2 separate regions of the Homo sapiens genome follow, and region 1 is linked to region 2. A link is an interaction called in ENCODE POLR2A ChIA-PET data of the cell type or tissue named here. Cell type or tissue: Panc1. All regions are shown on one strand. Each heading gives the region's core, and the rest is flanking DNA. Links, peaks and the distances in the headings are about the cores only. Region 1 has its middle 8.2 kb from the start of LINC00112. Region 2 overlaps TMPRSS2 (transmembrane serine protease 2).

The links. Peaks named below come from ENCODE experiments on the same cell type or tissue, not always from the same donor. Only the 100,000 strongest peaks of a DNase experiment are listed, where the experiment ranks them.
Region 1: POLR2A ChIA-PET joins it to region 2 with 11 read pairs; 2 of 35 experiments call an interaction of 5 or more read pairs at or near these places.

The regions. Positions count from the first base shown.
Region 1 is chr21:41,721,938-41,727,307 of GRCh38, reverse strand. No RefSeq gene overlaps it. Among named protein-coding and RNA genes, the nearest start is that of LINC00112, 8.2 kb to the right of the region's middle. In Panc1, for the core only: no CTCF peak of the experiment used is centred there; no DNase peak of the experiment used is centred there; H3K27ac peaks cover 3,995 bases.
Region 2 is chr21:41,494,063-41,499,432 of GRCh38, reverse strand. It overlaps TMPRSS2 (transmembrane serine protease 2), which reads left to right. Exons shown (of 14, transcript NM_005656.4): 2 at 1,244-1,314; 3 at 4,855-5,077. The coding sequence starts at 1,300. Among named protein-coding and RNA genes, the nearest start is that of TMPRSS2, 11 kb to the left of the region's middle. In Panc1, for the core only: no CTCF peak of the experiment used is centred there; no DNase peak of the experiment used is centred there; H3K27ac peaks cover 27 bases.

The sequences.
Region 1 (5,370 bases), core at 307-5,306, 230 kb before region 2:
TAGCCCGTGGGTACCAAGTGAGGGGCCTGGGGCTCCACTTCTCCCAGTGCAGGGACAGCAGGCTGGTGGCCAGAGGTGCAAGCCTCAGTGTCAATGAGATCTGGGCCTGAGTCCCGGTCTGCCCCTCGGGGATCAGGGGTGAGTCATGCCTCCGCAGTGCTCAGCACACAGGACTCTCCGTCAATCCACGCCAGCGCCCATTTCCCCAGACCTGCCGGTCCTCTCCTGCCTCTCCTGGAGGTGCCAGGCCCCCGCCTGCCCTGCCCCCTTGCTGGGAACCCTGGAATCTCCCATGGCTCCTCCCCTGGCCCACTTAGCCCAGCCTCGCCACCTTCTAACCTCTTCTACTCCTGCACTTTGTCCTTGCTGCCGGCCTCATCCTGCCATCGGCCTCTGCTCCAGAGCATTTCTTGGGACCCACAACACCGTCCTGAAGTGTCACATCCTCCAGCTGACCTTCAGGTTCCACGACGCCCCGGCAGGGGAGGGTGCACCCTGGCTGCCATGGTCCACCTCTGCTCTTACAAGTCCCTCTTACCCTTCACCAGCCCTGCAGGCCACCTGCTCTCTCCTCCAATAATTGTCCCCAGCCCTGCCATCCAGGCGGAAGCAGTCCCCATTTCTTCAGGTCTGGCAGCATTTTGCCGGGACTTCTCTATGGCACGAATTTCATTCTGCTTTGTGTTGTGGTGTCGAGGAAGGAGAAAGAAGAAGAAGGGGGGGGGAGGAGGAGAGGGAGGAAGAAGAAGAAGGGGAAGAAGAAAGAGGAGGAGGAGGAGGAAGAGGAGGAGGAAGGAGGAGCAGGAAGGAGGAAGAAGAAGAACAAGAGGAGGAGGAGGAGAAAGAAGGAGAGAGGGAGGAGGAAGGAAGGGAAGGGATGAGGAAAGCCAGAGGGAGGACACGTAGAGAACCCGGACTCCCTGCGGGCCCCGCGCCCCCGCGCCGAGCATTTCACAGACCTGACTTTGTTTGGTCCCTACAGCCTCCGCAGCGGCCTGCCTGGCTCTGAGAACAGGGCTCTAAGGCACTCGCCCGTCAGCTCCTGGGAAAGGGAGTCTGTTAGGGTTGCCTCTGCTGAGGGGAGGGCCTCGACCAGGCTGGAGGCAGAGCTTTCCCTGCGGAGGCCAGGCTGGCCTTGCTGCTCCGCACCGCTTCGTGCCGGGGAGGCAGGAGAGGCCCTGGACGTGGCCAGTTTTATGTGGGTTCTTAGGGAACTGACAAAGGCAACTTTAAGCTTTGGGTCCCTTCTAAAGGACACCAGCGTGCCTCATGAGCAAGGCGCTTGGTTAGAAAACAGACCCAGACTGGCTGTGAATCAATTCCGGGGTGCTGGACGCGCGCAGAAGGGAAGTGCTCCAAAGAGACCGACCCGCTGCTCTGGGCACAGCCCCGCACGCCTCCCGACCACAGGCTCCGGCCGCCCTGAGGAGTCGGACTGGGTCAGACCAGCGCAGGCTGACCTCACCCCCCACCCCAGAGCTTGTAGCCTCTCGTCCCTCTTGGGGCTTCCACTCTGTCCCCTGCAGAGTGGGCAGTGGGCACCGTTGCCGGGAGGGACCTCAAGGAGTCGGCTGTGATTCCCCCGCTGCAGGGGTGCTGAGGCTGAGCTGAGGGGGGTGGGGCTGACGCCGGAGGCAAGATGGGGCTCCCAGCAGAGTTAGAAGGGACAGGAATAGTGCTCAGGCTTGGGGCTCTCTGGTGGGGGCACCTGCCCGCCATCACGCTCAGAGGGCGTCTGGCCGCTGCTTTGCCTCGTGCACCGTGTGTAGCTGCGAGCGGCAGGGGAAGACACGGCCAACCTTGTGGCAGAGGGCGGCAGCAACTCCCAAGTTTCATCAGGCGGGGAAAGCTGCCTGCCAGATTCACCAAATAAAAGTACAGGACGAAAATGACTCCAGGACACTCAGTTACCTGTGAATTTCACATAATCAACAAATCATTGTTAGTGTGTGTCCTACTTATGGCATGAGACGTACTTATACTAAAAAGTAGTTCATTAGATATTTAATTCAATGTTTAACTGTTCAATTTTACTAACATTTTATTTAAATTTTCACTACATATATTCATTATATTTTAGCATAGGTATATTTCAAATATTGCATGGGACATACTGATATATATATATTTTATATATATATATTTATATATATTATATATATATATATTTTTTTTTTTTTCTAGAGACAGGGTCTCACTATGTTGCCCAAGATGGTCTCAAACTCCTGGACTCAAGTGATCCTCCCACCTTGGCCTCCCAAAGTGCTGGGATTATAGACATGAGCCATCACGCTCAGCCTTTAAATTTTTTTTAAATATAATTAGCTGAAATTCACATTTAGCTGGGGGCCTTGTATTTTATCTGGCATCTCTACTTATATCGCATTTCCCTAGTAATGCTTGGTTATTAGAAAATAATAAAATTTATTTTTAAATTCTCTGGAATTTGGATTTTCCCTCAATAAGTATATTCCCCAGGTTGAACTGTACCCCACTAGCAGAGAGTTTCCTTCCCTGCCTGACAGAGACAGCGTGCTCTGTCACCTGCAAAGCTGCACACAGCGGGAGGGAACGAGGAGGGATGCTCCTCACAGTGGCAAGTCTCCTGTTGCGTGTTGGTGCACCACTGGCCAGGGACTTAGGGGAGTGCTATGAGGGTCACAGAATCCCAGGAGACCCAGACCTGCATGCAGGGGCTGCAGGCTCCACTGTGAGTGCTGGGCCAGGAGCGAGGGGCCAGGGACAAGGGCACGGAGTTGGGTCAGGGACAAGGGCACGGATTTGGACCTGGTCAAAACCACTCCACAGTGGCCAGGCTCGGGAACCTGGCAGTGCCAAGCCTCTCCCAGCCTCAGTCTTTTCCACAGGATGGAGCGAGGACAGTGCTGGCTGCAGAAGAGTGCTGGGAGGATTGGGCGAGTTTTCGGGTAGACAGTGTGGCACACATCTGGCTGGCAGGACCAGCTCAAGTCCTGTTAGCCATTGGTCAAAGATGTCTGTTTACTGCCCTGAGAGAACTCAGCATTTTCCTATTAATGTGATTAGTCAGCCAGGACTGTCCCACAAGGCAAGAGAAGGATGGGGATCCTCATGAAGGTGGAGGAAACACTGGGGGAGAAGGTACCTAACAGGGCAGGCATCAGCCGTCTCTTTCCCCTAAGGCTCCTGATAGGGTCTGGCTGTGTTCCCACCCAAATCTCATATTGAATTGTAGCTCCCATAATTCCCATGTGTTGTGGGAGGGACCTGGTGGGAGATAATTGAATCACGGGGGCGGTTTCCCCCATACTGTTCTCGTGGTAGTGAATAAGTCTCACGAGATCTGATGGTTTGATAAGGGGAAACCCCTTTCGCTTGGCTCTCATTCTCTCTCTTGCTGCCACCATGTAAGAAGTGCCTTTCGCGTTCTGCCACGATTGTGAGGCCTTCCCAGCCATGGAGAACTGTGAGTCCATTAAACTTCTTTTTCTTTTCTTTTTCTTTCTTTTTTTTTTTTTTTTTGAGATGGACTCTTGATCTGTTGCCAAGGCTAGAGTGCAGTGGCACAATCTCAACTCACTGCAACCTCCACCTCCTGGGCTCAAGCGATTTTCCTGCCTCAACCTCCAGAGTAGCTGGGATTACAGGCATCCACCACCATGCTTAGCTAATTTTTTATTATTATTATTTTTAGTAGAGACAGGGTTTCCCTATGTTGGCCAGGCTAGTCTCAAACTCCTGACCTCACACGATCTTCCCGCCTTGACCTCCGAAAGTTTTACAGGCATGAGCCGCTGCGTCCAGCCAAACCTCATTTTCTTTATAAATGACCCAGTCTTGGGTACGTCTTTATCAGCAGTGTGAAAACGGACGAATACAGACCCCAACCTGCCTGCAGCACTGAGAAGTCCACACAGGGCAGCGAGTATGCTTGGGGTGTGGAGCCGCGAGCCTTCTCACGCTCATCCTACCGAGCCTCTTGAGCAAGGCTTTCAGCTGAGCCTGGTCCTCAGACTTCGAACCTGCCTCTTCACCCTCTCCTACGAAGCAAGGCCCAGATGTGGGAATTCTCACCCCTGCACTCCGATGAGGAGGCTGAGGGTCGGGGAGGCCGCGCACCTTCCTCAGAGCAGAGGCTTCAAGGCGGAGGCCAGGTTCCTACCTGGGCGGTCAGACCCAGAGCCCAGGCTCAGAGCCTCCATGCCTGCAGTTAAGCTGAGGGCAGATCCTATCTTATGGACTTTGGGGTCTTAATGTGAATTCACCCTATTAGAGCAGCTGGGGTGGGGTGGGGTTGTTTTTCTCTTTCCTAAAATCTCAGCGAGCTGCTGATTGTGTGCCTGCTACTTCAGTGCCTCTTCTTTTCCCCCCAACTCCCCACACTGTGCCATTCCAGAGCCGCGCGTCCATCCATCCTTCCTCCAGGCCAGGCCTGCCCCTTGGATGCCGGAAGTGGGAGTGTGTGTGTGCGGGGGGAAGTGGGGGGGTGTCAAAGCAACAGGCAGCATGTGTAGGACACACCATCTGTCCTTCAACCCACGCCACGGGCTCTGCTCTCCGTGTCCCTTTGGGAGTCCCTGGTGTCCCCCTGAGTCTGGGGCAGCCTTCCTTCTCTTCACGCCCTCCCCATATCCAGCCAAGCACTGGGTTCTGCTCCAAGTCTCCCTTGAATCTGAGCCCTGACCCCTGCTTTCATTCTCCCTGGGGAGGGCTCTAAGAGGCTCGAGGTCTCCAGGCCTCCCTCCGTCCGGCCTCTCTCAGCTCCTCTACCTGCAGCAACCCTGTCTCCAGCCCTATCTCTCATCCCCCTCCTTGACCCCCATCCCAGCCCCCACGTCTTCCATGGCCCGACTTGCACACTGAACCCCTCCTCCTGGGGCATCCTGCCTGGCCTGAAGCCCTGCCCTCCTCTGCCTGGCTGCTGCCTTTCTCCAGGAAGCCTCCTGGCCTCACCGTCCAGGTGTGATGTCCTTGCCTTAAACCCCATAGGAGAAGGCACTTTACCTTGAGGTTGTACTTCCCTGTGTATCTGCATAGGCAACCAGGGAGGGTGTGTCCCCGGACACCTCTTCCCTAGCGCCCAAGAGATTTCCAACAGAGGGCACCTCTCAACAAGAGAAAGGTCTTTTTCTTCACAGCAGGTTCCGGGCAGATCGATGTAACAAATGGTGGTAGAGAATTGGGAATGTTGAGGAGGAAAAGGAGGAGGGAAGAAGGGTGAGGGACAAGGGCCAGCACTGGGGCAGGGTGAGGGCCAGTAGCTCTGGCAAGGGACTTCAATAAGACAGGACAGGGGCTGGGTGTGGTGGCTCGTGCCTGTAATCCCAGCACTTTGGTAGGCTGAGGCGGGTGGATCCTGAGGTCATGAGTTTGAGACCAGCCTGGCCAACA
Region 2 (5,370 bases), core at 105-5,104:
TTTTTTGCTAAAACTGGATTTTACAAGGAAATGCACAGATGGCCTAGAAGGTTCAGGAGCTTGATATAAGTTTGATCAAGCGAAGAATCTTTGTCCATGGAGAGTGATGTCAGAATGCGGCTTTACTATACAGCATTTCGTGTTGACGGCATCTCTAGCTATTATTGTTAACTGTTCACAAAGGACAACAAGCAAAATGGCCCACAGCTTTCTTTTCATTACTGCTAATCTTAGCAGTGGTCAAAATGGTTGGCTCTGAATTTCTTTCTTTTTTGGGTTTGGGGTAGTAAATGGAGTGACTGTGGACATGTTTTATGGATTATTTTAAGCGTATGTATCTATTAAAAATTGAGAGGGCCCACATGGCCTGCTTTAAAAAGTCAACTGTGAGCTGTATTTGGTGCTGAGCCCTGAACCACCCGCTGGGCAGTGGGTGGCTACTGGCAGTGCCTGTGGACGTTCTCGGGGAAAGACGGTCTGATTGCACCTGCTCTTCCTCAGTTCCTAGTACTGTGAGGCACTCTTTCCCCACTCTCCCACAACCCTCAGCTTAACACAACTGTGGTGATTGCTTTGTCCGTTTTCCCATGAGGACCCTGAGATTTCAACAAGGTTCAGTAACTCACACATCGACACTTCCAGGGAGCTGTGTTGCCAGGAACTGGCCCAGGTCTTTCCCTCCTGGGCCCATCTTGTCCTTAATCTCTGCTGACATTGATGGGTTTAGTTACCTTGTCGTGTTTCTTCAGTGTTTTATGCCATACAGTCTCCCTTGAGTAGATGTTCTGTATAGGGGATATCACAGCTTCCTGGTGAGAACTGGGTTAAGTCCAGCAGGATGCCTGGGCTTAGTGGCACTGGAGTTGTGGGTGGCCTTGAGCCCCAGGCAGTCCCCTGAGAGCCCTTCCCGATGGATGTTTGAGTCACTGAGTGTGTTCCTTCTTCTTTCTGGTCAGGCTGTCCTGGCCGCTGCACTTACAATTGCACCCCATCCTCCTACCCACTCTGATCCCAGAGGAGAGTGCTTCTGCTGTAACCTCTAAGGCACAAGTGGGTCCCAAAGTCCTTAAATATGGAGGGATGTGGGGAAGCAGTGGTGAAGATGCAGGCCAAAGGTCAGCAGGCAACACTGGTCTTTGTTGTAGGTAACCTTCATCTAGAGATTCTTCTAGTTCTTTCCAGATTTATCTTCTAAAAACTAACTGGTATGGAAATATTACAGTCCTGTAATTCTTTCTTCTAGGTCATATTGAACATTCCAGATACCTATCATTACTCGATGCTGTTGATAACAGCAAGATGGCTTTGAACTCAGTAAGTGGTTAATTATTACCTTCCTGGCCTTTTCTTTGTTCCCTTGTCCCTTCTGTTATTCCCAACATTGTTTGGGGTCAGCAATTGCAAGGGCTATTTGTAGGGAACGCCGGGCCACGCTGATGCTGTTCAAGGCACCCTCTAGAAAGAGTGAGTCAGGTGCGCAGCCACACAGCTGCCCAGGTGAGTCGCAAGAGCCATGGCTGTTGGGTACACGTGGGTGATATGCATTCTCACCTTGACCTCATCCCTTCCTGCTTTGCAGGGCAGGGGGCAGGGACAAGGAGTGGGGACAGATGAGGCAGGATGGCGATAACAGGGGTATGTTCCAGGGAAGAGACCCACGTGGGATCCCATCGATGCCCAACTGAAGGACTAGGAAAAGTCATAACTGCATGAGGCATGGGCGGGCCTTCCCTCTCCCTGGAGCCCACTCCCTTTGGAGACAAATGTGGCTAATCTCTGCTCCCCATTGTAACTGGCCCGTTTGCCTTATACCTAAAATAAGTGCATTTAGTAAAGAGTTTTAAACACTTCCTAGATTCTATATCTGGAAAATAGACCTTGTTTTCCCCTTTATTTGTTACTGATATTCATTTTTTACTGGGTCTGTGTTTAATTTCAAGTCCACTGCTCAGGAATTTTCAGGGACAAACCTGCTTGCTAGTGGATGGCAAGTTCTTAGATGGCTGAGATTGCAGCCTCTGACTCCCTCATTTAGATGAGAGATTACCTTGTGTTTTCCCTCTGTGTGCTGCTCTGGTTCAGAGCTGTAATCTTCGGACTTTTGAAGGACAGCATTAGTGAGTTATTAAGTGGAGGTGAACTCTGCGGGCCTTGTTTGGCTCATTCCATTGTAATCAACTTCCCTGGAGGCCTCATTTAAAGTTCTAAGAGCTATGCTGCCTCTGCTCAGAACACCTGTCCATTGAGTACAAACTTGCTGTCATTCTCTGAGGTCAATAAGAGACAAGGGGCAGGCTGGGCGTGGTGGCTCATGCCTGTCATCCAGCCCTTTGGGAGGCCGAGGCAGGCAGATCACCTGAGGTTGGGAGTTCGAGACCAGCCTGACAAATATGGAGAAACCCCGTCTCTACTAAAAATACAAAAATTAGCCGGGTGTGGTGGTGCATGCCTGTAATCCCAGCTACTCGGGCGGCTGAGGCAGACGAATCACTTGAACCTGGGAGGCAGAGGTTGCGGTGAGCCAAGATCGCACCACTGCACTCCAGCCTGGGCAACGAGAGGGAAACACTGTCTCAAAAAAAAAAAAAAAAAAAAAAAAAAAAGGAGAGAGAGACAAGAGGCAGAAATTAATGAATAGGAAAAAGTTTTGCATGGGGGCCCTTAGATACAGATAAGAGGAAAACGTGGCCTCCCAGAGTGGCCCAGCCAACAGGTAACCGGGGAGAGCTGAAAGAAGGGGAAGATGTGGGCTGGTGGGGCCCAGAGTGGCCTGTTTGGGGCGAGTCTTGACAGGGTAGGTCTCGGGAAGGCAATTTTTAAGTAGGCTGAGGAAGGGGAGGTGGGCATTCTAAGAAGATAGGCACCAGCTGAAGGATGGAGCTGAGAATAAAATGCTACTTCTAGGCAGTTCCTTTCACATTTATGTATGGCCACACTCTGACCCAGAAATTTCATTTAAAGGGATTTAGCTACACCTTTCTACCCTCTGCACAAAAATGCATGTAATGTGTCAGAATGTTTATTGCAGCAGAGCTGCTAACAGCCCATGTTGTGAACCACTCAAATTTCCATTAATAGCAGATGGTGAGTGAATGACGATACATTCCTTATATGAGAGAAGAGGATGTAGAAGAGGTATTTGCAGGATAACACAGAGACTATGCTCCTTTAGGAACATTTCTTCACTCAGTTTTTTTCTCTGCAAAATGTTTGTATTAATTCATACCTGTGCCAGTCTCGCTGGCAGCGGGAGGGATTATGGTGAGCGCTCAAGGAGATTATGAGTACAGGAGCCTGGCGGCAGCTGAGTTCTCCAATGTTAGCTATTATTCTTCTCATTATAATTATGATATTGCTAGTTTACAGTTTTGTATATCAATATTCAAGGAAAAGACTGGAGGAACTAAAAGTACAGGATTTTGGCTTAATGGATTCTAACTCCAAACCTCTACACAACTTTTTAAAATTATTACTATATTTTACTAAATCCCAATGTCTGCCACTTTTTTTTTTTTTTAATTTTAAAGAATACATAGCCCATTGGGCAAACTTGGGTTTGCATGCTTGGCTTTTCAGCAGATGCAGAAGCCCTGGGGTGGGTTTGCCCTGGCTTGTGTGGTTCTCGAGTTTGAGTCTGTACGTCTTGAGTGGGTCAGGGGCCCCAGAGCTTTGCTGCCATTGATTTCTCCCCAACAGCAGACAAAGTCTCACAATGACCTCAATTTTCCCTCTTTCTTTCTTTTGAAGGACCCATTTTTCATGGTACTTGTCTTGACTGTTTTCATAGTGGTTTTTTTTTTTTTTTTGAGACGGGAGTTTCGCTCTTGTCGCCCAGGCTGGAGTGTAGTGACGTGATCTCCATTCACTGCAACTTCCGCCTCCCGGGTTCAAGCAATTCTCCCGCCTCGGCCTCCCAAGCAGCTGGAACTATAGGCGTGCACCACCATATCCGGCTAATTTTTTGTATTTTTAGTACAGATGGGGTTTCACCATGTTGGCCAGGCTGGTCTCAAACTCCTGACCTCAGGTGATCCACCTGCTTTAGCCACCCAAAGTGCTGGGATTACAGGAGTGACCCACTGCGCCCAGCCAAATCTGTATTTTTGTATGTAGAGGGAAATAATTTTCTCAACTGTAATCGTGAATAAATATTGTATTAAATTGTCATGAAGGAACTCCTGTTTAATAAATAGACATGTAAGAAAAAAAGAATGAATAGTAAAACCAAACCAAAACAAAAAACTTTGGTAATTGAAAGTTCTGGTTAGTTTTTATTCTAAATAAGTTCAATGTTTGACATAGTTGTAGACACCTAGGGAGAATCTGTAGTACCTCTTCTTTTCTATTACTTTTTTTTTTTTTTTTGAGACATAGTCTTGCTCTGTCGCCAGGCTGGAGTACAGTGGTGAGATCTCAGCTCACTGCAATCTCTGCCTCCCAGGTTCAAGCCATTCTCCTGCCTCAGCCTCCCGAGTACCTGGGATTATAGGCGCCCACCATCATACCCAGCTAATTTTTGTATTTTTAGTAGAGACAGGGATCCACCATGTTGGCCACGATGGTCTCGATCTCCTGACCTCATGATCCGCCCGCCTCGGCCTCCCAAAGTGCTGGGATTACAGGCATGAGCCACCGCACCCAGCCTTGTAGTACCTTTTTAATATCTTGTCACTTTCTTATTAATCTCTAACTGTACAAGTTGTATAGACAGGATGCATATTTCACAAAATAAAATAAAAACATTATCAATTTAAAAGATCATTGGTATAGCTGTGGTATGATGTGATAGTTTGTATGTAACCCTTTAGTGCAAATAAGAGTTTTATATTATTCATCTTCTTTTCAACTGTTTAGGGGTCACCACCAGCTATTGGACCTTACTATGAAAACCATGGATACCAACCGGAAAACCCCTATCCCGCACAGCCCACTGTGGTCCCCACTGTCTACGAGGTGCATCCGGCTCAGTACTACCCGTCCCCCGTGCCCCAGTACGCCCCGAGGGTCCTGACGCAGGCTTCCAACCCCGTCGTCTGCACGCAGCCCAAATCCCCATCCGGGACAGTGTGCACCTCAAGTAGGATTCTCTTTGTGTTTATTTCCTGTAATAAACCCGGGGTCCCGGGTCTACCTCCCCAGTGGGCTCTCTGCTCCCAACACCACTGTCGCCACCTCTCCTGGTCTGACCCTTCTCCTCCGTCTTCCGGAGCCAGCCTGTCTTCATGCCTTTCCACTCTCTTCCTGCTGGGTCAAAGCTGTCGCTGCCAGGCCTAGCCTCTTGCCCAGGGCCTGCAGATACCTCCCTCTTCCGTTAACTCTCCTGTACAGCTTTGCCTGTTCTACTCAGCGTAGGCTTCGAGATCACCTTCT